3 separate regions of the Homo sapiens genome follow, and all the other regions are linked to region 3. Evidence: chromatin loops called from intact Hi-C (ENCODE). Cell type or tissue: dorsolateral prefrontal cortex. All regions are shown on one strand. Links, peaks and the distances in the headings refer to the core of each region. The heading gives the core; the rest is flanking DNA. Region 1 has its middle 53 kb from the start of TDRD15. Region 2 overlaps LOC105374317 (a long non-coding RNA gene). Region 3 holds the start of LOC105374318 (a long non-coding RNA gene).

The links. A loop is a pair of places that touch in the nucleus more often than their neighbours do. Peaks named below come from ENCODE experiments on the same cell type or tissue, not always from the same donor. Only the 100,000 strongest peaks of a DNase experiment are listed, where the experiment ranks them.
Region 1: it touches region 3 in a loop (12-fold over the local background); 83 of 110 quality-filtered maps call a loop at or near these places.
Region 2: it touches region 3 in a loop (6-fold over the local background); 4 of 110 quality-filtered maps call a loop at or near these places.

What each region holds. Positions count from the first base shown.
Region 1 is chr2:21,172,591-21,180,915 of GRCh38, reverse strand. No RefSeq gene overlaps it. Among named protein-coding and RNA genes, the nearest start is that of TDRD15, 53 kb to the right of the region's middle. In dorsolateral prefrontal cortex, for the core only: CTCF peaks have their summits at 4,687 and 4,888 (motif pointing left); no DNase peak of the experiment used is centred there; H3K27ac peaks cover 925 bases.
Region 2 is chr2:21,251,147-21,259,471 of GRCh38, reverse strand. All of the region lies in intron 1 of LOC105374317 (a long non-coding RNA gene), which reads right to left. Among named protein-coding and RNA genes, the nearest start is that of TDRD15, 130 kb to the right of the region's middle. In dorsolateral prefrontal cortex, for the core only: CTCF peaks have their summits at 3,054 and 3,254; a DNase peak (open chromatin) is centred at 3,281; H3K27ac peaks cover 8,000 bases.
Region 3 is chr2:21,312,812-21,321,136 of GRCh38, reverse strand. LOC105374318 (a long non-coding RNA gene) reads right to left here and starts at 7,016. Exons shown (of 3, transcript XR_939801.3): 1 at 3,324-7,016; 2 at 643-734. In dorsolateral prefrontal cortex, for the core only: CTCF peaks have their summits at 3,607 and 3,808 (motif pointing right); a DNase peak (open chromatin) is centred at 3,816; H3K27ac peaks cover 542 bases.

The DNA.
Region 1 (8,325 bases), core at 126-8,125, 140 kb after region 3:
CTCAAGATCCCCTGGAGGGCCTCCTGGCACTACCCTACCTGGGGCTACAGAAGAGTAGGATGATGCCATCCAGGCAAGACTACAAAGGCTCAAATCCCCCAGAAACAAAGGTTTGCATCCCCTATCATGTAAAGAGATAAGACCAGCTAAGGTGCTGGATGAAAGGAAAGAAGCCATGAAACAAATGCATGATAAGAAAGAGAATGAAAACATAGTAACTATGGACTTGTAACTAGTTGAAGAAGCAAGAGCTGTATCATGTCCCCATATTTTCTTCCTTGCTTTTTGTAAATGTATTTATAAATTATACCTAATTTCTTTGCCCACTCCAGTTCCACTACTATTTTTGTCTGGGATGTTTTGATAGTGGCTAATTTCACATTTTAGTCCACAAGTTATAGAATGTCAAAACAGGATTACAATAAAACCAGAAAAGAAATGGATATCACTCAGAGAGGCCAGACTTACAGTCAAATGAATTAATTTAGGATACTTTGGGTTGTCTCTTTTGAGGATATTGTGATCATGTATTCATTTTCATTTTAAATGATAGTTGTATTGCATCAACAAATAGCATTTTACATATTTTAAAGGTTTGAGTATGGAATATGAGTGTTTATTGATATGGGGTAGCCAAAGAACCAGAAGGGACATACCGTATTTTTGGCCAACCAGAAAAGAGCAATGTGAGAAAACCAGAAAAGAGCAATGTGAGAAAACCAGTTCTGCCTGAAGCTTCCTTTTTTTTTTTTTTTTTTTTGGCACTAGTGGCAGGAACAGCCATTTCTTATTGATTTTAAGGTTCCATTTCTGAATCAGAAATGGTATTGGTAGGGAACAATGACTAGCAACAATTGCATCTAGGGTTACATAGGGATAGTAGCAACAGTGACAGTTTTCTCATTGGGCAAGTTATGCAACATGATTTCAGATAATTCTATCAGATACCTAATAACCTTTGCAGTTAATTTCTTCATTGCTTAATTCAGCCAAAGTCAGCTTCTGTGGCTGTCAAATGAAAAAATAAAGTCCTAGAAGGAAACAAATGGTATAGTTAGGGGTCTTTGAAGACACTTTAATAAAGGTCTATAGAAGGGGTTAAAGGGAATCAACAAGGGATGGTGCAGTACCCTAGGGACTAGCAACAAGAAATCCCCTAAGCCTTAAGGAGGAAGGGGACAAAGTGGATACTAAAACCCAGTGAGAGTAGCTGTAGGAGAGGATCACCAGGTCAGAGCTGTGGTCCTCAGAAAAGGAACACAGCAAGCCCATGGTAAGTTGGTAGTGAGGAAGGAAGGCAAATAAACATGCCAATCTCATTATTTTCCCACACATAGATCTCCTGTCTATGTATCCCATTGGCCAAACCTAAACAAAATCCAGAGGATAAGATATCCCATTGATGTAATCCATAAAGTCAGCCTCTGGGAAACAGAAAAGGCTGAAAAAGAGTGGATAGTAAATTTGGAGGGAAAAACAGAAAATATCTAGCACACTCTGACAAATACACCCTCTCACTAGACATTTTAGTTTATTTCCAGGTTTACATGGCAATGGTTGTTGGGGTGATGATATTAAGATTTATCGAATTATTTGATAATGCCACAAAGTATAGAATTTCTTAGATAAGAGGGAGAAAGTGATCTGAAAGAGTAAGCAAGAGTATTTAGGACTGATGAATACTTTGGGTCTCCCACTCCTTTTTACCCTGTATGTCTATTGAACATCCTCCCAGTCCAGTAAACCATCCCCATATCCTTTTAGTTTTAAGCATAAAAGTGCAAGAATTTCAAAATCCAATTTGTTTTACTAAAATCTGAAAGATTTTTTTCAAGCAAAAGAAAAAAAAACTTTAAATCATCCTTTTAAAAATCTCTTTATCTTTCACATCCAATCTATCAGAGTCTTGATACCTCCATCTCCAAAATATATCCCATATACATATACTTTTTACCATATTTACCACTACTACTGTAATCTAAACTACCATCATTGCTCACATAATCTTTTAGATGAGAAAAAAAAGTAAAACTGCTTCTTCACATTTCATCAATTCTATACATTATTCCTCTGCTTGATTTTCCTAACAGCAATTACCATTATCCAAAATCATATTGCTCATTTATTGTTTACTTCTCACTGTCTGTCTCCAAAATGAGATGTTAAATTCCATGAGAGTTGAGAGCTGACTCTTTTATTTACAGATATTCTCCAGGTCAGGGACAGTGCCTGACAAATAGTAGATGCTGAATAAATGTTTGCCAAATAAATAAATAAATGAATCCTAAAGTATTCCTCAATATTGGGATTACTAGTACTCACTATCCTGTACTTCAGTCAATTTCTATACTGTTGTTTCGGTGCATTTGATGTAAGCAGTTTTGAGAGGGAGTATGTAGATTGAAACTGATTCTTCATGTTGATTAATACTACATGGTTACTGATTAACCTTATTGGTGTTCAATTTGTATGTAACTATTAAAAGAGAAAATGATTCTATTAAATTGTATTCATGATGTACTATAAAGGCAATGAATGAGTTACATTATAAGAGGTTAAAATAACAATACCCTCTTTGTTTTTCTATTTGCCCAAGAGGCTATTTTGGTTTTGAACATTAAAATGCAAACAATTTTTAAATCAGATTGGTTATCTAAAGTCTGTAGAAAACAATGACAGAAAATAAATGATACTATAGTTTTTTACAAAACCAAAACTGGAAGGTTACAGAAACAAAATTGAAAGGTTCATCAAAAAAATTTGCTAATTGCTCTCTCGGTAACAATAATTCTCAGTAAATAATTCTTTCACTGAAGACCTTGGGAAATAGGATCCCCGATCTCAAGGAACTCAAAACCTATGTAAGATCAAAATCAATAAAATTAAATACAACATAAGGTGAAAAGTGATTTAATACCGTAGTCCCCCTTATCTTCAGGGGATAGTTCCAAGACCTTCAGTGGATTCCATAAAACCATGGGTCATACCAAAACAGAAATATACAGTCATCCCTCAGTACATCTGGGGGATTGGCTCTAGCACCCCCATGAATACCAAAATCTGCAAATGCTCAAGTCCTGGATATAAAATGGTGTAGTATTTGCATATAGCCTATGCATATCCTCCCGTATACTTGAAATTGTCTCTAACTTACTTATAAGACCCGATACAATGTAAATGCTATGTAAATTTATATTTACATTGCCCAAGAGGCCATATTGTTTTATGTGTATCATTTTTTATTGTTGTCTTGTTATTTTTATTGAAATAAAAAATATTTCAATAAAATATTTTTGTTATTTTTGTTGTCACATTTTCTATCTGCAGTTGACTGAACCCATCGATTTGGGTTGTGGATGTGGGACCCTGTACTATGTTTTTTTTTCCTACACATACATACCGATGATAAAGTTTAACTTGTAAATTAGGCATGGTAAGAGATTAACAACAATAATTATAACAATATACTGTAATAAAAGTTACGTAAATGTGGTCTCTCTCACTCTCTCAGAATACCTTATTGTACTAGACTCCCCTGTTTTTGGACTGCAGCTGACTGCAGGTAACCGAAACAGTGGAAAGCAAAACTACACATAAGAAGGGATTACTGTAACAGTGCAAACAAAACCATGACAACACGAAAGAGGTGGCTCTATCACTTTTGCTAGAAGAGTTAAGGAAGGCTTCAAAAGTTACACCTGAGCTGAACATCAAGTCTAGAATCTAGGTAGGGTCAGGGTCAGGAGAATTCGCTATGCTAACGAGTTTGGATTCTACCCTGCACTCAATGCAGTCTCTGACAGATTTTAGTTGGAAAAAAAAATACAGCTGGGTCATTTTTGTTTTAGGTAAATTAGCTTCATAGGATTGCAGAGGGCCAAAATTGGACAGAAAAGAGAGCAGAGGCAGAGAGAGCAATTAAAAGGTTATTGCTGTTTGTGGGGTGAAAGAAAAACAGAGCAGAGATCATCAACCTCTTCGTAAGGTGACGATGAAACAAAAGGCAAATTTCTCTTCTAATGTTTAGGTCAAATAGCATGTAAGCTATGAACTATTTTTCTCCTCCTGGCATTGGCATAAAGAGATTTTTTTGTGTGGCCACTGCTGAAAGTAAGGTAAATAAAACTCAGTGAGTAAAAATTGAAAAATTATTTAATTCTCCCTTCTGGGGTGTTTCTTCTTTCAAGTATGAAGAAATCCTATTTGCTAAGAACTCCAGAGGAAATGTATTTATTGTTATATTTAGGTACCTCATGTGGTACATGTAGTCTCCACATTACATGGCACTGTGGAAAAATGATTCCAAAAATAAAAGAGATAGAGTGATAAAGTCAGCCAATGTCCCCATTCATTTGGGAATGAACAAGCAGATCCAACCTGCCTGGCCAGTTAGAAGATCCTTGCCACCAAAGACGTTCTGAAATCTACTTTATGACTCTTATTGTCTCTCTACTCTGCTGTGTCAGGAAGGCACGCTGTAGTTACACCTATTTTATCACAAGTTATTTTTCCCTTCTGAACTCTTTCCTGTCTGGCCCTTTTCCCCTCTAACACATTTCCCTTGGCTCTAACATTCCATCACTCAGCATTACCCGCACATTTTCACTTTCTTCAACAGCCTGTTCTCTTCTGACCTTACTTTACCAGAGAATCAGCTAAGAACCCTGATCTTCAAATACATTCGCCTCTGGTTGCTTTATATTCTATGATTCTTCTCTAGTACAACTTGCTAACCACTCCACACCTTCCTTGATATAGGTAATAATATCTCTAATGAGTAAAGTTGCTAGAAATATACAAATGAGGAGTAAAAAAAATGCATTTCAGTTTAAGCATGTATTCTTAAGGTTACTTCTCTCGGATAGTCAACCTATCACAAAAAGTCAGTACTGGGTCTCCATCTGGTGGCCAAAATTTCTACTTTTAAATTCTAAAAGATATCTTTATTTTTCACTCCATCTTCCTAAGAATGACTTATCAAAGATGAAATATATGATGAATTATCCTAAAAGGAATGCACAATCAAATTAATAATTCAGAAGGTTATAAGTTTAATAATGCACAAATTAAAGACATCCTTAGAAAATACAGTCCAGCAATCTTAAAAATGGAGCCCAATCTCATGCAGAACAACAAATAAGAAAGCAGATGTACTCTAAATTGAGCACAGAGAGAAATTCGGTCACACTCAAAAATTGCATTTTAAAAGGACATATTATATGTCAGCAATTTCCCTAAGTACAGGGATTACAGTGAAAAAGACAAGCAAATTTCTTCCTTTAAAAAACTTACATTCTTGTGGAGGAAGATAAAAATATATCTGCATTATAATGTGAGTTTGGCATTAAGGTTATGAAGTAAAATAGAGTAAGGAAACAGTTACGGAGATGAGAATATGTTACTTTGTGAAGAATGGTCAGGATTCACCTCTATAATAAGACAATGTTTAAACAATAGACTTAAGTGAGAGATGTATATATTCCTGAGAAAAAGTATGTTGGGGCAGCAATGGCGTGTACAAAGGACCTGAGGCAGAAACGTGGTTAAAGATCTGTACAGGAACAGTGTGGCTAGAGAATGTGAGTAATGGGAATAGTGGGAGATGAGGTCAGAAAGACAGTGAAGGGCCAGATGTGCAGGGATTTGCAGGCTGTACAGATTCTGTGAATTTTATTTAAATGTGGAGGAGAGCCCTTGGAAGTTTCGGACATGATCACATTTGGGTTTTCATTGGCTCCGACTATGTGAAGAACAGACTTGGTGTGTGCTGGGGGGTGGGCAAAGGGAGTAGCAGAGAGGCCGAAGAGCAGTCTGTTGCAGTAATCCAGGTGAGAAACTGATGGTGGAGTGGAGGGGGTAAAGGTTAAGAGGGCTGTGTTTTAAAGGGAACGCCAATAGGAATGCCTGTGGGATATGACAGAAAAACAGCAATGAACAATAATGCTAAAGTTTTTGTCATGACAACCAGGTGAACCAGAAGCCAATCACTAAGGTGGAGAACACTGGGGAAAGAGCAGGTATGGGGGAGGAAGACAAGAATTAAATTTAAAACATACATTTAAATTGCCTTTTAGGCATCCTCGTGAAAATGTCAAGGACACAATAGAATATACGGGTCTACACTTCAGGGGAGATGTAAGAAATGAAGCTATACACCTCAAACAATTGGTTGGCACATCGTATCGGTAAATGGAAAAATATGGATGTGTTCTTCAATATAATCCACGAGAAAGAGTAAAACACATCTTAAATTGAAGGCAGAATAATTCAGAACATGTGGGTAAACTTTTTAATTGAGTAATCAGAGCTCCTCCTACATGCTGACCATATATCCTAAGCACCATAATATACGAAGAAAATACACTGGCTAACATAGGGAGACCTTGTCTCTCCAAAAAGTAATCAGTTGGGTGTAGTGGTACATGCCTGTAGTCCTAGCTACTGAGAAGACTAAGGAGGGAGGATCCCTTGAGCGAAGAAGTTTGAGATTACAGTGAGCTTTGCCCGTGCCACTGCACTCCAGCCTGGATGACAGAGGAAGACCCTGTCAAGAAAAAAAAAAGGAAGAGAAAGAAAAGGTCCAGTCACTGCCCAGAAGCTTGTAGCCCTAGTAGAGTGATAAGATAAATGAACTTTTAAAAATTTAGCAAGAAACAAACATTTGCTCAGTATGTGAGAATAAGCAGGATGGTAGAAGAGAATAGGTGAAGATACCCAGGAGGTATGTAAAGAGATGAAGGCCGGAAGGATAAAGGTGGTGACATGATCAGACAGATGTGTTACAGAACAAAGCTTAATGTCATTTTTTCAAAAATAAAATAGATTTAATAATTTAATTTCATATTTAGGAAAACTATTCTAAATATTAAATCACATGATTAACATTTCAATTATGTAAAACAGTCAAGCAAAGAGATACTCCAGAAACGGAATTTTATACATCTTCAGACCAACATTTCTAGATTTGAACACATGTTGCCCTAGCTGGCTGCCATCGCTCTCATAATGTAAACTTTTAGGTACTGATAAAATAAGATTACCAGTTAATACATGATAAAGGTTAGGCTCCATATGATAAGAATATAAGCATACTGTATAATAATTTCTTTCTAGGCCATAAGATCAAGTCAAATTGATCTTATCTTGGGTAAAGTTTGCTGACAGAAGAATTATATAGATAATGTGGCTAATATGGCTCCTGCTGCATGATATATGTTTAAACCAACAAATATTTGCCGAGCCCTTGTTACGTGCTGATCCCTTGTTAACTATTAATGATTAAGGTGAATGAGATAATCTCTATCCTCAAGAAATAAATATATAATCAGATATATCAACAAATAAATAATATTGCATTCTAAGAACTATCTAGGGTGGGGTGGGGGTAGTACCTAAATCATTGAATGTTTGCTAAATAAACCTAAACCACAGCTGGGGTGACCAAGGAGTGTTATATCAAGCACAGGAAGCAGAAACTGGTAGAGACCCTGTAGGGGGCCATGATCCCATTCCGTAAAACCATTCTGTGTTCTGGAGCTCTGGGCCTAATATGGGAGGAGGAGCCTAGAAGATCTTTAATATGCCTTCCCGACCTTTCTCCCATTGTCTTGATGATTCCTTCTATCAGTGCTAAGTTCCTTAGCAAATGGTAGCTGGACCATGTCCTTGGTTTCTTCTCCCAAACATGATTTTTCACTTTACAAGGCTAGGCTGAGAGTTTTCCAAATCTTTCCACTCTGCTTCTCTTTTCATTATAAATTCAGTTTTTAAGTCATTGAGCTGTGGCGCAAGTGGCCCCAGGTGCAACTTGACCTGCCACTCCAGAAAGAACAAGCCATAAACCTTGGCATTGTCCACATGGTGGTAATTCTGCAGATGCACAGAATGCAAAAGCTGTAGGGGCATGGCTTTCTCCACCTAGATTTCAAAGGATGTCACAGACAGCCTGGAGGCCCAGATAGAGACTTGTTGCAGGGGCAAAGTGCTACAAGGCCAATGCCAAATGGAAATGTGGAGTAGGGGCTGCTTCAAAGAATGTGAGATAAAAATAGCCCCTTTATCAATGAAGATGGACCCTAAGGTTAAGGACAAAGCTACCTATGGATGGAGGGTTCAGGACCCAGCTGGCATGGCAAATTTCTAAATTTCTACAGCTCGAAACTCCATAACTGTAGGAGCTATCAGATTACTCCTAACTCTGATTTAGAGCCCAGACTGTTACAACTCTGATTGGACAGAGGACCAGCCCTACAAACATTCTTTTCTGATAACTGCAGACCTTAAGCCAGTTTCAACCAAACTTCCTTTGTGTCCTATGGCTCACCT
Region 2 (8,325 bases), core at 84-8,083, 62 kb after region 3:
AGTGTCAGTCATTTCTTGCTGTAAACATGTACTAAAAAGAATTCTGTTTCCCGACTACTTGAATGCATTAAAAATAGCTTTGTGGTGTGCCTATAAGGGAGTAGCATGGGGGAACCTTATGGTGAGAGTCTAGTTCTGTATCTTGACTGTGGTGGTTACATGAAGTCATTCATGGACCCTCCCCCCTTCCCGACACACACACACACACACACACACACACACACACACACACACGTTCATGCAAACCTGGTGAAACCTAAAAAAGCGCTGTGGATTATATCAATGTTAATTATCTGGTATGGATACGGAATCACAGTTATGCCAAGTGTCAAGAATGGAGGAGGCTGGGTGAAGAATGCAGGGGACATTCCCATGCATGTCTTTGCAATTTCCCGCAAATCTATGGTTATTTTAAAATAAGAAGTTAAAACAAAATAGCAGACATCTTTTGAAAGTATGTGTGTGCCATGCACTGTTTAAATACTTTTTAGGTATTAACTCACTTAAACCTGAAAACCACCATAGATAGTAGGTACTACTATTTTCCCCATTCTACAGATGGAGACACTTACGCACAGAGAGATGAAGTCACTTTCCCAAGATCACACAGCTAGTGGGTGGTGGAGCCAGGATTAGAACCCAAGCTGTCTGATGCCAGAGCGTCCCTGCTTGGCTGGCACTTTGCCTCATGACACTACAGATCTGGCAGGAGGAAGATGAAGTAAACTTCATCACTTATTTAATACACCATATTCATCACTATAATCAATCTGTTAACAACTCATATCTCTACAGAATTCTGTCACTCAGAGGGGTTTCACACACTCCATCTCACTGGAGCCTCACAACAATCCTGTGAGACAAATTTTTATTTTCTGTAATTCCCAGATGAGAACACTGAGGTTCCAGCCCTCGGACACCCAGTCTTAGGCCCCTGCCACCTGACATTCCCAGTCTTCTGCTGCTTTCTTGCAGCTATCAGAAAGTAACCCAGCTATTCCAAAATGAAAAGCCTTCATTAATTTTAGTCAGCCTTCCCCTGGAAACAGTAACCTGAAATGCCCACTCCCTTGAGGAGGTGGCTAAAGGAAGAGGATGGAGTGATGCGCATTTAGGCATCAGGACTGGCTGGCTTAATGAGGCAGCAGAAAGCAGGCTCTGGAGTCCCACCCCCTGGAGAAGTCCCAGGGTATCCTCTTACTTTCCAACAGTGCAGTGTCAGGGCAAACAGGCACTCTTACAAACACGTGCCCCGAGGCCCCCAGTAATTCTAAATAGAATCAGCTTGTACAATTCATTGCCTACCTCTCTGCCTCGTCCAAATCACAGAGGAAAAGAAGTGACAGAAGCAAATGAGCAGGCTTTGCCCTAATACAGGAGGATTTAGGGAAACTCTACAGGGGGAGTGGGGTGGAAGGGTAGGCGAGCACACAGAACTTTCTACCAGAAAATAGTGACAGTCTAACATAGTGTTTGATACTCTATCATCAGTGAGTCATTTATTTGCCAAGAGAAGATTTTTTCAACTCTGGGAATCTCCTTTAAAAACACAACTGTCTCTGAGAAGGTTTATTTCTCACATTCTTATGGAATAAGGTAAATAAGGATCAGCTGACAGCCAGCCTTTGCTGGGATGAAACATCACAGTGGGGTCTGCTGTCTTCTCAGGGAAGTCGGGAAGGGAGGACAGAAAAAGGAAGGAGGCAGACATTTAATGGCATGATCAAGAGTTGTTTCTAGACAGGAAATTGCTATGATCTGAATATTTGTATTCTCCACCTCCAAAATTCCTATGAGGAAACCTAATCCCAAGTGTGATGGAATTAGAAGGTGGGGCCTTTGAGAGGCGATTAGGTCCTGAGGTTGGTGTCCTCATGTATGGGATAAGTAACCCTTAGAAGAGATAAAAGAGAGTTTATTTTCTCTCTGTTTCTCTCTGCTCTCCACCATGTAAGGGAAGAGCCAGAGAAAAGTCCTCTGCAAACCGGGAAGAGGGCCCTCACCAGAACCTGACCATACTAGTGCCCTGATCTCAAACTTTCCAATCTCCGAACTGTGAGAGATACATTTCTGTTGTTTAAGCCACCTAGTCCATGTTATTCTGTTTTTCTGTTAGAGCAGTCTGGACAAATTGAGCCAGAAAATGATATATTTCTAGGCATATTCTGTAGCAACCCTCAGAGAGCAAAAGCTACAACGATGTTCATGGGTTCAGGACATTTCTAAAAGTTCTCCTGGCATTGGCCTTCCCCTGGAAGGACTAGGCCTGCCCTTTTCGCAGACTCTTCTCTGATTTGCATCTTGGATGCTCCTACAGAAAGCCCTAATTTGGGAAATCAAGCCTCTTCAGCCTGGCTATGTTTCACTTCATTTCAATAAGATTTAACATACATTTATCATTTACATACTCAGAGTAGGGCACCAGGTTGGGTGCTGGGAGCACAAAAGGGGATAAGCCATGCCCAGCCGGGGCTCTCTACAGTCTCCTCTTGGGGAAAAGGTAATCTCAGCCATCCTGGTCCAGAAAAGTCTGGGTCCCTCTCCAAGGGACTTACATTGGCCAGCCTGGAGCCATCAGATTCTCCTGCTGATCCCTTCTCTAGTAGAGAGTCCGTGTGTCAGTGCATTCATCAGCTATTGCTTCAAAATAATGAGGCATGGCAAACAATCCCCAGATCTCATTGGGCTTACAACAATAAACATTCATTTTTCTCCCTCACGGATCTGCAGGTAGGCTAGGATTTAGCTGATCTCAACTGGGCTCAGCAAGGCTTGGATCTGAACTAAGAATTGAGTTCAGGTGTGCTCCATATGTCTCCTCATTCCATGGACCAGAAATCAGCCAAGGCATGTTTTTCTTATGGCAGATGCAGAAATGCAAGAGGCCAAGCCAAATAACCAAAGCATATTGAAAACCTCTGCTTATATCATGTATCCTAACATCCATGGTTAAAGCCATGACCGCCATCAACAGGATATATATTCCTGTTCCAGTGGGAGGTATTCCAAAGTCACATGAAAAGCCCATGAATATATCATTCTACTACAGGAAAGGAGAAATGAGTTAAGATCAATAATCCATCTACCAGTCGGTAATAACTAACTTACTGTTTGAGACAAGTTCCTAAAACCTCAGATGCCCCTGACAGAGCAGAGCCTCTGAGGCCCAAGACATGAGACAGAATCATTAGCCAATCAGTTCCACTTCCCTTCCATTGTGGCCTAGCACAACAATGGCCCATTGTAACCAGGAAGCAGCTGTGGACACAAAGGGAAACATCCTTCATTGTGTCTTCCTGGCTTTGTTCCAGGCCCCAGTAGAATACAAACCAGAAGCTCGGGCAGCCTTTGCGCTGGACTAAGGTGAATCATCTTTGTAGCAACTCTGGCCACCAGAGACGGTAAGATAATAATGTCAAATATCACGGGGCCAGACCTTCCTATGGGCTCTCCTCCACTATCCTTACAGGCTGTGGTTTCTCAGCCCCAAGGAGCAGCCAGAGTCATCTAATCCTCATGATCAAAGCCTTACATTAATATCTGCCATTTTCTGAAGGGCTTGCTGTGTGCCAGGCACCATGCAAAATATTGTATTTTGATCTACTCCTCTGAAGACCCTGTGAAGGGTCACCCCACTTTACAGATGAAGTTCAAAGAAGTAAGATCATTTTCTTATGGCTACAGAGCATGAGGCCTTCCAGAGGCAAAGGTATAAAGATGAATGGGACAGAGGTCACGTGGCTGAACACCAGCTCTTCTTTTAAATAACATCCAAGTTGTTAATCCCAATTCTGGGGTCTCAGTTTCACCATTTGTAAGTTGTTGCCATATAAGCTGACAGAGGGTTCAGTGAAAATTGAGGAAGAGAGCTTTGTGCAGAGCTAAGATTTTGGTGCCCCTGGTGAAGCACACACAGGAGCTCTTGACCTATGACTTCAGATGTTACCTTTATCTCCGATGGCCTATCTTTAGAACATCTCTGAGCTACAGCAAGGCTCAGTGGCAAAAAGTCAAAGGAGGAAAGTCTGTGTCATAAAAAGAGAAATTCTCTGTTGGGTCTGACTATGAGCTCCTTTCTCCTTAGTGGTGTAGTATGGCTTCCCTGGACCCCTTGCCAACAGGCTGCTCCATAGTAGTCCAGGAGAGAGGGGACGGTCACCCTCTGCTGACAGCACACAGTTACTTTGGTCCACACAACTATGCAGTAGGAGTTGCTCAGTTGTACTGCCATCAAGCAGGGGGAGGGGGCACACACTGCCACTTTCCTCGGCTACACCAGGGTTTCCTGGCCAGCTTGTCCTTACTCCTCAAAGCTTGGGGAGCCGACTCCTCTAGGTATAGGGGGCTTAGAAGACAGGTGATTTTGAGTGATTAGGTCAGATGGAGCCTGAACTCTCTCTCTTCTCCAGTCCTATCAGATTACTCAGAAGGGACTCCACATCCATCACACACGGAGTCTCAGTGTTCCTCAGATAGGGAACCCCCAGGGCTAGCTGGAGCAATAAAGTGGTCCTGAGGCCACTTTCTCTGCCCTCTGGTGCTGAGCCTGCTGGCACCGCTTTTTAAGCCAATGTTGAGGAATGGGGCTGGTTGCTGATGGAAGGAGAAATGACAGGTTTCCTGAAAAGAACCCAAGAGCTCCTCAGTGGGCAAAGGAGAACAAAAGGTGAGCCAGAGCCCAGGTCAGGTCAAGCCTGTGTCCAGAGGAGGGCTCCCTCTTCCCAGCTCTTTCCCCACCCTGTGTGCCATTTAGAATGAAAGGCATGGACAAGGGGAAAGAAGGGAGCTATGGTCCCCGCATGAAGGCCTCCTTGGCAAAAGGCTTCAATCACAGTTGTCCAGCACCCATGGAACTGGGGAAGCAATGAGGGGCAGCCGAGGCTGCTATTTAGCTCCTCCATCCATGTATTTTCTACAATAAAGTGTGATTAAGGCCAGAGAGAGCCCCAGAAGTTCCCTTCTTTAGAAAATCATCATCAGAGGCCTATTTGACTTTGGAAAACAAAACAAAAGAGAAAAAAACGCTTGACCCAAACTTTCTCAAACAGTGAGCCATTCTTTCTGTGAGCACACTGGCTAGAATTCTTAATAAGTTTGAATAGGAAAAGTGCCTTGTCATTCTTTTCCATGCTTTCTGTCTCTTCAGCCCCGGGAAGCCCCCCCAGCTGATGAAGAGCCTGCCTGGAGCTCACACAGCATCTCCTGCCCTCCACAGTGTAGTTCGTGCCACACTGTATTGGTATCATCCTTCCCTCCACCTTCTCAAAGAAAGAAAATTTTCAGCTTTTGTACATTCTGGCTAATAGGAAGGACATTTTCCAAGTCCATTAAAAAATAAAGTTCCTTTTTACCTAGAAGCCTTCTCTGATCCTTCTGTGTCCTCATTCTACACACTGGAATGCCACAGAGATTTCCTCTTCTTTGAGTGATGGGGCTCAAAGCTCATGTGTCTTAGGAGATATGAAGGCCAGCACTGGGCTTAAGTTCAGTCCTCCTAGGTAGAGGGTTCAGCAACTCAAATGCAGGGGCCATAGGGGACAAGTCTCCATGCCCTAAGCTCTCATGCCTCCAACAGAGCAGGCTGAAGGTATATGTTGAGTCAGCCTTTACTCACTGATGCATGGCTGGGGGCAGAACTGTGCCTAGGTGGCACGCCACCTCCCTAAGTCACTATAAGTTTGAGCACCAAGGTCAGGATCACTAGCACTGTCTCCTGTCCTGTCTCCTTCTCTGAATCAGAGCAACCCACATTCTCTAGAAAATGCTCCAGTCCTGTCTTTCCCATCTCTTTGCAGATGGCTCCAGAGGAAAGCTGTTAAGTGGCCACTATGCAGGGAGGGCAGAGAGGAGGAAGAGTGTTCAAGGCAGAGTCAAACCCTGGTCTACAGGGAAGGAAAACAGTGAGGCCTGGGAAAACAGTGAGCTCAGTACAGACTATAAGACACAGCAGCTCCCACTCTACCATCGCCCACCTCCACACCTTCTCAGCCATCCACACCTCCCAGACCACATTGTACTTCATATCTGGAGTGGCTGAGCCCATTGCAATCTCTCTGGAAGGCATTAAGGCCTAGAGGGAACTGGAGGGACTGAGGATCAAGAAGTTCCTCGTAGGAGTCTCTAACTAACATGTTCAAGATCTTAATGCCAGGAACTCAGAAAAGTCCAGACTCTTGCACACACAAGGCTTCCTCTTGTTGGACTGTATCTATCAGCAGGTGCTCTCCATCATCTAGGTGAAACAGATGGAGCAGCTTGAGCCATAGTGAGCCTCCACAAAGTGCCCACTTAGTATGGGAGGCAAGACTCACACAGAAGTAAGCTAAGGACATCATGCTGTGGATGGATAGATTGCACAGGTGACACAGACATTCAGAGCAGCAGGAATTCACATGAAGAAGAGAGATCACTTGTGATTGTAGACCCCTAAAGATGGTAAGGTTTTAACAGGCTCCCAAATGAGAAACACATCAATTTAAATGGGGAAAAAGGTCAGATAAATTTTCAATGTTAAAGGTCATGTAAATGTAGGCTTGATGATAAGATATGCAAAACTGTACATTTTAAGCAATGGCGGAATGGGCCATTCAATGCCACTGTATGAAATGATTCTTTCTTCTTAGGCTCCATATTAGTTTAAAATAAAATAAAACCATTTCCCGCTTGATTACAGTTAGAATCAGAGAAGGATTTTCAGTCTGACCCTCAGTAGTGTTTAAAACAGTGGAAAAGAACAGATAAGGCACTGAATAAAATAAATGTTTCCAATCTCAATCCAGTTACTGCTGAATGCAGCAGCGGATTGGAAAGGTAGGTCACCTCTGGCATTCTCAGCCATAAGAAATTTAACGATGGATGAAAACGGATAAAATCAAGATGCTGTGATAGAACGGGGGGCTTCAATATCTCAGAAAATTAGGATCCTTGTAACCAATTTTACAATGGCTGGATTATAGCTAAATAGGATTTTAAGTCTATTGTAAATGAAAGGAAATCTAAATTAACTGGGCCACATCATTTTCACTGAAATGTGATAAACGCTAATTTCCTTTCTGGGCAACAGTGACTTGGCTTGCGATAGCTGTTTGCGAGGTGCTCAAGTCTGACCAATCTCAAATTGGCCTTTTCCAGTCCTAAGGCTGAGCCCTGAAATCCACATTTTTAGGATGGGGAGGGCATTAAGGGAATCAGTCAAAATTTCCCCTATTTTGCTCCACGGCCTCACCACTGGGTGCCCAAGGACATTCAACTACTTTTTAGAACCACCTCTCTCTACCCACTTTAGCGTGACCAGAGCAGCAAGATAGTCTCCCAAGCACCCGATTTTAAGATCTCTCCCTCTATACTTCTTTATTGTGACTGTTTCTGTTCCAAGCAAAGTATAAACAACCAAAGGCAAAGTTTTCACATACACAAAAGCCAAGAGACAGAAAAGGATAGGCTAGCATGACAGACAGTGAGCAGTGAGCATGGTTGGTGCACAAGACACCAGATGGAAAACAATGTATTTCTATATCTTACTGAAAAGCCCCCAAGCTTTCCAATTCTGGGGTAATTCTTTTCTTTAATATGCAAATAAAATAATTGACATCCCTCTTTCATTTCCCTATGACACCACTTCCTTGGGAAAGCAAACATGTTGTGATTGCTGCTAGTCTCCAAGGCAACTGTTGACACAAGATTGTAGTAATTAACCAGCCTTCCTGAACACTTGAGGATACAGATGTCCCAGCGCCTGCTGTGAGGACCTGCCTTTTGATTCTCTCTTTTGTATGCCAAGCTCTCCCCATGCTTGGTGGCACTCACCATATCTAGCCCCAATGGAAAATCCCTCTGGATGTGACAGAGATTGCCTCGTATGTGGACCAGAGTGTTGCCCCATATTCTCTCTCTGCATTTCCATGGGGAAGTATGAGTCATCTTCCCCTTGGTGAATTTTTCAGTGGGAAAGAAGGTAGAAGGACAGAGTTTCAAATCCCCTTCACTGCTTTTATTCCTGCCTCTATCCTATCTGGGAAGGGTATCTTTCAGAATAGTGAAAGATGAAAATTATGCTGAGTGTGGCATTTAGTATAATAAGCGAAATTTTACAGACTTGAAAGAGCTCTAAGCCTGGATGGCGTGGCTCTATCCCTGCCCTTCCAAGAAGCAGGTAGTATATTGTTTCCTTGTCCCAGAGCCCGCTAAAAGCCAGGATGCTTGCACCATAGACAATGGGTGTAAAAAGAATGAAAGAAAGAACTCCTGGAAGTCCATTCAGGGATAGCTCTCTGTGAACCAAAAGGCAATTTTGATGAGAAAAATAAATGCATTTTTATGCAATCC
Region 3 (8,325 bases), core at 175-8,174:
GTGCACAGGGCCTTCAGCCAGCCAGGGTCCACCCTATTATCATATAAAGAACTTTGCGCTGTGTATTTACTGCCTCACTGGGCTTAATCCAAATGTCAGTGAAACAGATCCAGCTGTGGACGACAATAGCACATAGCAAGAGGAAATGGTTTAATCAGAAAGTCAACTCAGGAAGAATTTTACAGAGGGTGTGAGGTCAGACCTCTTGGTTTTCAGATGATAAAACTGAGGTTCCAAAAGAAAAATATTTCCCCCAAGGCCTGTAGCTTTAAAAGGATGACTGACAGCTAGGTCATCTCCTACCAGGTAGGCTCTTTCCCCTCCAACCACATGCTGCCTCTGGGCAGATAGATTCTGCTTGGAGCTCCACGAACCACTGTGGGGCCTGGTTATTCATGCTTTGTGATGCAGCCTGCTTCCCTAGGTTGCGGGTTATTCTCGCACCATTTCCAAAACCCTCCCCAAAACTCCTTTCTGGATCCTAGGGTGGAATTCATTCTACAACTCTGAGGATCAGGATCAAGGAGCTCTAATTTGTGAGAGAATGGCCCTGGGTGGCACAGCAGTATATGATATATTCTTTGCGTGAAGAGCAAGGTAAGAGTCACTAAAAGGCTTGGCAGAGCAACCATCAATACTCACCCTATGTGAGATACAAATGATACCCATTGGTGTAGCACCTGCAAACTGTAAGCAACTTGAGGACAGAGACCAGTCTTCATGTAGCTATGGGCCTGACAAAGACAAGCAGAAGGTGTTCAATCAACTAATTCTCAGCTGATAGGCTATGGGAATGCAGCATTCTAGATAAGTTTACTGTCATTAAATAAAATTGGGCTTCCATTTTGTATCCATTTTAAATGGACAATTTTTCACAACGCATGACACCCACACTTCCATCTCTTCTACTTTTTTTTAATAACTTGTGATCACCAAGTTGCGTATCTTTTAAAAATGAACCCTGATGTAATACAGGAGGAAGATTGAAAGGCTTCTGACTTTGTTCATGTGATAAATAGCCCCAGACGGCTGCTCTCTTGAGTTTTTCTGTCTGCCTTGGATGGTCTTCCTTTCTCTCTTGTGCAATCTGGCTTCAGCTGCCACTTCTTGGTGCTCCTTTCTTCCCTCACTCAGGTATCCCAGGCACCTCAATATCCAGAGGCTGGAAGAAACATCTCATCTGCACATTTTGAGAAGAAATGGAGCTGCACAAAAGATACAGTCACTAAAACCATCTGTGTGGGTCAAGAGTGGGATTAATCCTCATCACGGGCAAAGTCGTCCCTCTGGGCAGAGTAGCCCCATATTGGAGGGCGATCATACACAATAGGGAAGTTAAATTTAGTTCAGTATAGAGATGGTCTCCCCTGGAAAACAAAGAACCAGGGTTTTTTTTTATCCTTTTTAAATTTTGTTTTATTTTTCAACTTGTTTGACTAAACTGCTTCCTCACACTTGAGAGATACAGACCAGACAAGCCCCTGTTTTTCTGTTGTAGCCAATATTCTCATTATATATATTGCTAGATTAACATTGCCTTATTGTAGTTTGATACTATGGTAATACATCAGCATTCTGTATACCCTGATTATCCAGAACACAAATTTTAAACAGAAAGCTGTCTGTTGCCTGGATTAAGGAAGACATAGGATTATCTTCATTGCTCTCACCCAGAAAACTATATATAATCAGTAAAGACATTAATTTGTCATAGTATTTATTAAGCTTCTACTGTGCATCAGGCACAGCATTATCTAAGAAGATGCTGCCGTCTAAGAAGAATCAAAGTGGGACTGCTGAGTTGGCCACTGAGGGCTTTACTGCCAGGTGTGGCTGATGGAACTGGATGTGGTTTTGTTTGTTTGTTTGTTTGTTTGTTTTTAAAATCTTCTTGGTCTGTACTATGTCAGCTCTTCCTTCTTCTCTGTTCCACATTCTAGTGACACGAGGTGGGGATTCTTCTCCTGAGGTTAAAGAGAGTACCGGGGCAGCAAGATGCAGCGTCGAGGCATCGGGACCCAGAGCAGTGGGCAGATTGTTAGAAACAGGCGAGTATTTGAAGAAAAGAGAAGTGTGAGCTTGAGTTCTGAGACAGGCAGCAATAAGTTAAGCTTCCTTGCTGTTCAGTTTGAATCACTTCTTTGGAAAATCAGGTTCCATGATGTATTTTCAAGATTGAAAATTCAATCACCTTTGCTGTCTGACTTCATTTGACCTGGCAGAAAAGAGGATAAGGAAATGGTGGGGCTTGCAACTGTCGCTCTTTAGAGACAATAAGCTCCCCACAGGCAGGAACAATGTCGTATTTTTTTCCTGCATCCTCTAAACACTGAAAGCAAGGTCAACTTTGCACTGAGTAGGTGCTTAATAGGTCTCTTCTGTCTTATTTTTTTAGCTACACCTATATATAAAAATATTTTTAATTTCAAAGTATGTACATCACCTTATAATATTCAAAGTACTTTCCCACACATTAGCGCCTTTGAATCTTATATTACAAGGCTACCTAGTTTAGTGAACCAGCTGGACTTGGCAGTGTGCAAGCCAAAGGTAACTTTCTTCTATCTCACTGCTGACCCTTTACACCTACTCCGTAGAATCAGTCTTCCCTGTCAGATAAAATCCTGGACAGTTCCTACAGCATTTTCAGTTACTTCATGATTTGGAAAGCCCCAGTCAAGTTTAATATTAAACTTTCAAACCCTCATTCAATATAAAGTCTCTCCTGTTGCCAAGCTTTGGTTTGTCCCAGGCTCAGAAATCTACATCCTACATCAGCAGAGTTGGAGGGGTGTGGACAATTTCAGATTTGGTTTGCTTCACCTCCTCCCTCACTGACCATTTCTGCCTTCTCCATAGTCAGGTGAAGGGAAGGGAAAAGAGATAAGGAAGGAAAGAAAAGGCCTCTCTTGTCAGGCAGAGTTGTAATCTAGTGTTGGTACCTTGAGTGTAGTAATTGTCCATATGTTGGACTTGATCCTTTCTCTCCCAGGTTGCTTTTGTGGGTATTTAGAAATTCTCCTCCACCCCCCATTCTCTGACTGCAGTTCCCTAGTACAATCTCTAGCTAACCCCGCAGGATGCTCCATGGCTTCTACAGCTAATAGTGCAGTCCTTCTGCAGAGCCCACCTCACCCCTAAGCAGGACGCCTCATGGCCAAGGTTCTTTTGCAAGATGGCCCACGGCCTCCTCTGTCCATCAGACTCTACATCTGGCCCACAGAAAACAAGCACCTTTGCCCCACTGTGGTGGGAGGGCAGCTCACTCTATGGTAGCCCTGTCCCTGCTCTGCCACCGCAAGGAACTCCAGCCAGCTGCTCACCTGGGATTTTCTCTGGTTGAGCCACATCCCAGTACCTCTCCCTCCTAAAGTTCACTAGCCATACGTCAAGCTTTCCTGATCTTTGTGTGAAGCCCCTTCCCACTCAGCTTTGAGAGGAGGAAGGGGCAGAAGACAGGACAGGAGGGAACGTTCTGCACACTAACACTCTATCTCCAAAGAACTCTCCGCCTCTCCATTCTCTCCTAATTCTTTACTTAGCCTCCCACAATATAACTTGGAGGAAGGTGATAGCCAAGATTGACCAGCTCATTGTGGAATCACCCTTCAGCGTGGTTTCCCAATTTTGGGTCAGAGAACACAATACCAAAGTCAAGTTAACAGGAAATGTCCCTATTTTAACGATTCGTTAAAAAAAAGGCAAAATTGAAGAGATGAAAGGGAGTAGCCATTAATTTTTTCACTTCCGTCTAACAGGTAACGGAAATAGGCTCCGGCCTTAGTTTATACTGCCACGAGGGGGCAGTATTGAGACTTAAACGAAAGTTGGCCTCAATCACCACGTCTACTGCCCAGAGCTCTCTGAGCCCCCTTGCTTCACAATATGCCCCCTGCTCATCCTCTCCCAATTAAGCACAAGACAAGAGACCTTGCCTTCAGACACCCTGCTGAGCCCTGAAACTGGGCACAGCTGAAGGTTCATAGGGAAAGCCGTACAGGCTGAGTGTCCAGCTATAAGCAATCCTAGAACTAATGGTGATAATAATTGAAAACAGTTACATAGCACCTCTAAGCACTGGTCTAAGCATTTAACATCTTTTAATTAATAACTACATAATCCTTAAAACTATTCCCATGAGGTAGACACTGTTATTATCTGCCATTTTACAGATGAGGAAACTGAGGTACTGAGGGGTTAAATAGATCATCCAAGATCATTCTATTAACTTACAAAGGCAGGCTTCTAGGCACAATTTCTGATGCTTTAATTCTCAGACTTTAGTTAGCCTGAGAATCACCTGGGGAGCTTGTGGAAACACAGATTTCCAGTCCTTCCATTTAGATACTGACTGTGTATCTGGCTTGCAGCCATTTTAACATACCCCCTGTGATTCAGGTGAAGGTCTGTATGCACTAGGGCCTGGTACATCATTTATCCAGAGACAGACTTAGAACTGTCCTCATAACTGTGCGACACCATGGTAAGTAGGCCAAGGATGGACCCATCAGCAGCAACGTGCCAAGGAGAGTCAGTGTGAAGGGCAACTGGAAACTTCCTCAATTCACTCTTTTCCTCTACTTTCATAGTACTGATTGTTGAATAAGTGACATGTTTGTTGAACAAATGAACCTGTTCCCAGGCCCCTGAAGAGTGTGAAAAGAAGTTTACTTTTAATATAGTTTAAAAACACTCCGTAATCTAAAAAATAGCTCACACTATTAAACAACTTCAGCAAATCTTCTGCACTACCTGCCAAGGTCATAGTTTCAATCTCACCTTCAATTATTGATAGATTGCCTGATAATTTGAGAAGAGAGAAACAGACTTTTTTCAAGATTTGGAAAAGGAAAATCCTTTTAATAAGAGATTCCATCCTGATTACATAGCTCTTATCAGGAAATCCCTTGAAAGCTGAATTCCAGAAGGTAACTATTAAAAATGCCATTGAAAAACTGGAAATTATCTGCTTACACAGCTTAGAACAGACCCAGAAGGGATAGTATATTTGGTGCAAAACAAGAATTAAAGATTGTTCTTGCGGCCAGAACTGGACTGGAAGTTTTGAACTACTTTTGCCCCCACAACTCCACTTCTTTTCATGGTTTGGCAATAAAATGCTCAAGGAAGCAGATAAGAAGGCAGAACGCTGGCCATTTTTGACTGAGGTAATGAATGTATTATTAATGATGCCACCATTCAAGATTTTCAACAACAGTGAATCAAACTGTGTTATAGAAATAAAAAAGGCTCAAGCCTGGAGCAGAGCTTGGCCAAAGGACAAGGAAGAGATGTAACAAGGCAGGAGCCAAAGACTGGACATGGATTCGCCTCTTCTAATGAATACCTAGACATGGGGGTCCTAAGGCTCTGGAAAGACTAAGTCCGGGCCCAGTGCTTCAAAGTCAAACTCAAGAGTTACATCAGGAGAAGCCACATTGCCTAAAATCTACATTTACCTATTCTTCCTACAGGGGTCCAAAAATACCAATGGACTTCTGCCAGCAAAATTTCAACTTGCTCAGCTCTGGCCACATGACCCTTGAAAATGGCCCAACCTATCATCTGATTTAGGACTGCTTATTTCTTAAACTTCTTCAGCTCACTCTGAATGAAAATGTTTTCAGAAGCACTTCCAAGTGTAAGACCAATTATGCACATCACGGGAAATTGATTTGCCTGTGTTCCTCCATCCCCCCACCCTCTTCCTACCCCTTCACTCAGTGTTGGATTTCATATCCCTTCACCACCACTTTTGGCTACAGGATGGGGGAGAAGACTTCCAGGCTTTCAGGCTGACCTTGGAGAAGTTACTGTCTCCCTGGGACACATAACAGACATTGACACAACAAGTGAAGGCCAAGCAGAGAATGACCTTGCTACTTTTTGTGTCCACTTGGCCTGGCTTTCAACCACTGGAATAGGAAAAAGCAGCCCCAGCAGGACCTGTGGGTCACAAAACCATGCTGGTTCTTCCTGGTGGTACCTTAGGACACTTTGTTGACAGAAAATTCATAAATGGTTTGTCTAATGTCTTTACCAAGTATCGAGAATAAGCTACAAATCAGACATTATTGTGATCTCTTGTTTCTCATTATTAAATAAAGAAACTACAATTTTAATATATCTTGTTGAAAAGAACCATTTAAGCTAAATATGAATATGGCTTTTATCTAGGATTAATGAACTGAATATTTTAAACTGTCCAATTAGGAAAATGTTTGCCTTTGAGGCACTAAAATAAAAGATTCAGGTTCCCCTGACCGCTACTCTCAGATCAACACCCCAGTGAAAGAAAACGCTATGTAGGTATATACACATTAATTTTTCTTTCTACTGAAATATGTGTTTATCATACATGTATTCATCAGCTTTCATGAATGCTGTCAGATGTGGAAAATTAGCTTTTGCATTTACTAACTCCTCCATGGGAAAGAGGTCCCTCATGTGTTTAACAAAAAGGAGCTTTATTGTTTATGAGATTGAAAAATAAATGTTGCCATGGCTTTACAATCTGGTGATTGGTAATCAGTTTTCATAAATGACCATGAATCACTTCTGTGCTGGCCGGGCTTTGTTTGGAATATGAGATGGCTGTTCTGTCTTACAAGTAAGGAATTATTAATGTACCCTCCCTGGAGGGTTTCAATTTCACTCGTACAAATAGCTGTATATCTACCAAGTGTATGTTCAGTGTGCCTATCTATGAAATTTAAAATTATATGCTTTGTGTAAAACAGAATATATAATAGACTCTGAAATTGAATAAAACTTATTGGACTCATTTTTTATCCTTTGTGACATTTTTCTAGTAAAAGAGTTCAGACAAAAGGCACTGCCACCAAGGAGCCAGGAATGCAAAGTCCTGTCCAATTTAAATAATCACTCCTTTCTGTCATGTTTTACAAAGAGATGTATTCAAACATGCTCTTTGGGCATTTCTATATTCTGTTCTTGGTTTTCACAAATATGAGCAGGCAAAGATCCCCTTTACTCCTTTTGTATGTTTTTGCCACTTTAAAAAAAGTATAATCTTGGCGATTGTCTCATTATAAAAATGAGAGGGCATTCTTCTGAGATAAATAGGACAGAGGCCTGGCTCACATGGATTTTAATTTAGTTCCAAATTTCACATCCCTCTTCTTCTCAACAAATAAGGTAAGAAATAAAGTCCGAGATAATAAGGAGTTCATGGCGAATCCAATCATGCCACCCACCTTTCTAAAATCCTTCAGTGGGATCTGGCACGGTGGCTCACGCCTGTAATCCCAGCACTTTGGGAGGCCAAAGTAGGAGGATCTCTGGAGGCCAGAAGTTCAAGGACCAGCTAGGCCAACATGGCGAAACCCATCTCTACTAAAAATACAAAAATTAGCCAGGCATGGTGGGGCATGCTGGCAATCCCAGCTACGTGAGTGGCTAAGGCATGAGAATCTCTTGAATCCAGGTGGCAGGGGTTTCAGTGAGCCAAGACTGCACCACCGCACTCCAGCCTGGGCCACAGACTGACACTCTGTCTCAAAAAGAAAAAAAAAAGTCCTTCATTGGTTACCTATATCCATATGGCTCAAACTTGTTAGCATGGCCTACAAGGCCTTTCCATGATCCACCCCTTGAAAAACCTTCCAACTTTCTGTCTCCCACTCCCCTTTACTGATACCTCTCTAGGCATGTGAACTCCTTTCATTCTGGGAATGCAGCTCTCTTGCTCTCTCTCTCCCCTACCCCCAACCCCATCCCACCCTCCCTCTTTCCCTTTCCAGTTGGATCCAATGTTGTTGAATGCAACACTACATAAACTCTTTGCTAGTGGTGCTGGCTGGGCCCTGTAGGCGGGAAAATCTTATACCCACACAAGTTCTATGTGTTTATTCCTGTGAAAGGAAACTGCTCACCTCGCAGGATGAGAGGGGTCCAGTGTTATCATCTTGCCACCAGTGGCCACTTTATATTTTCAAGGAATGGTGCAATTTGAGTGTTCAGCACTGGCCTCTGTTGCTGGCAGGCTGGACATTGGTGGTGGGAGTAAATAGATTAGCCTTGGTAACTCAGAATCCGTGTTGCTGAACCCAGGTGTAGCATTCACCTCTGCCATAATGGCCATTCTGTTCATGTATCCCTCAAGCCAGCACTGAAGTAACTGATGACAGAGGCTGGCTGCCATCATCCAGCTGAGTCATTTTGCCTATTTGGTTTTTTAGTGCCTCTTCTTTTGGTGATCTCTGGTGGGTACAACATGTGCTATAAAAATCTTCACACTTCATGACAATTCGCATTTGTCCATGCACATGTTATCAACCCAGACTTCGTTATTGATCTTCCAGT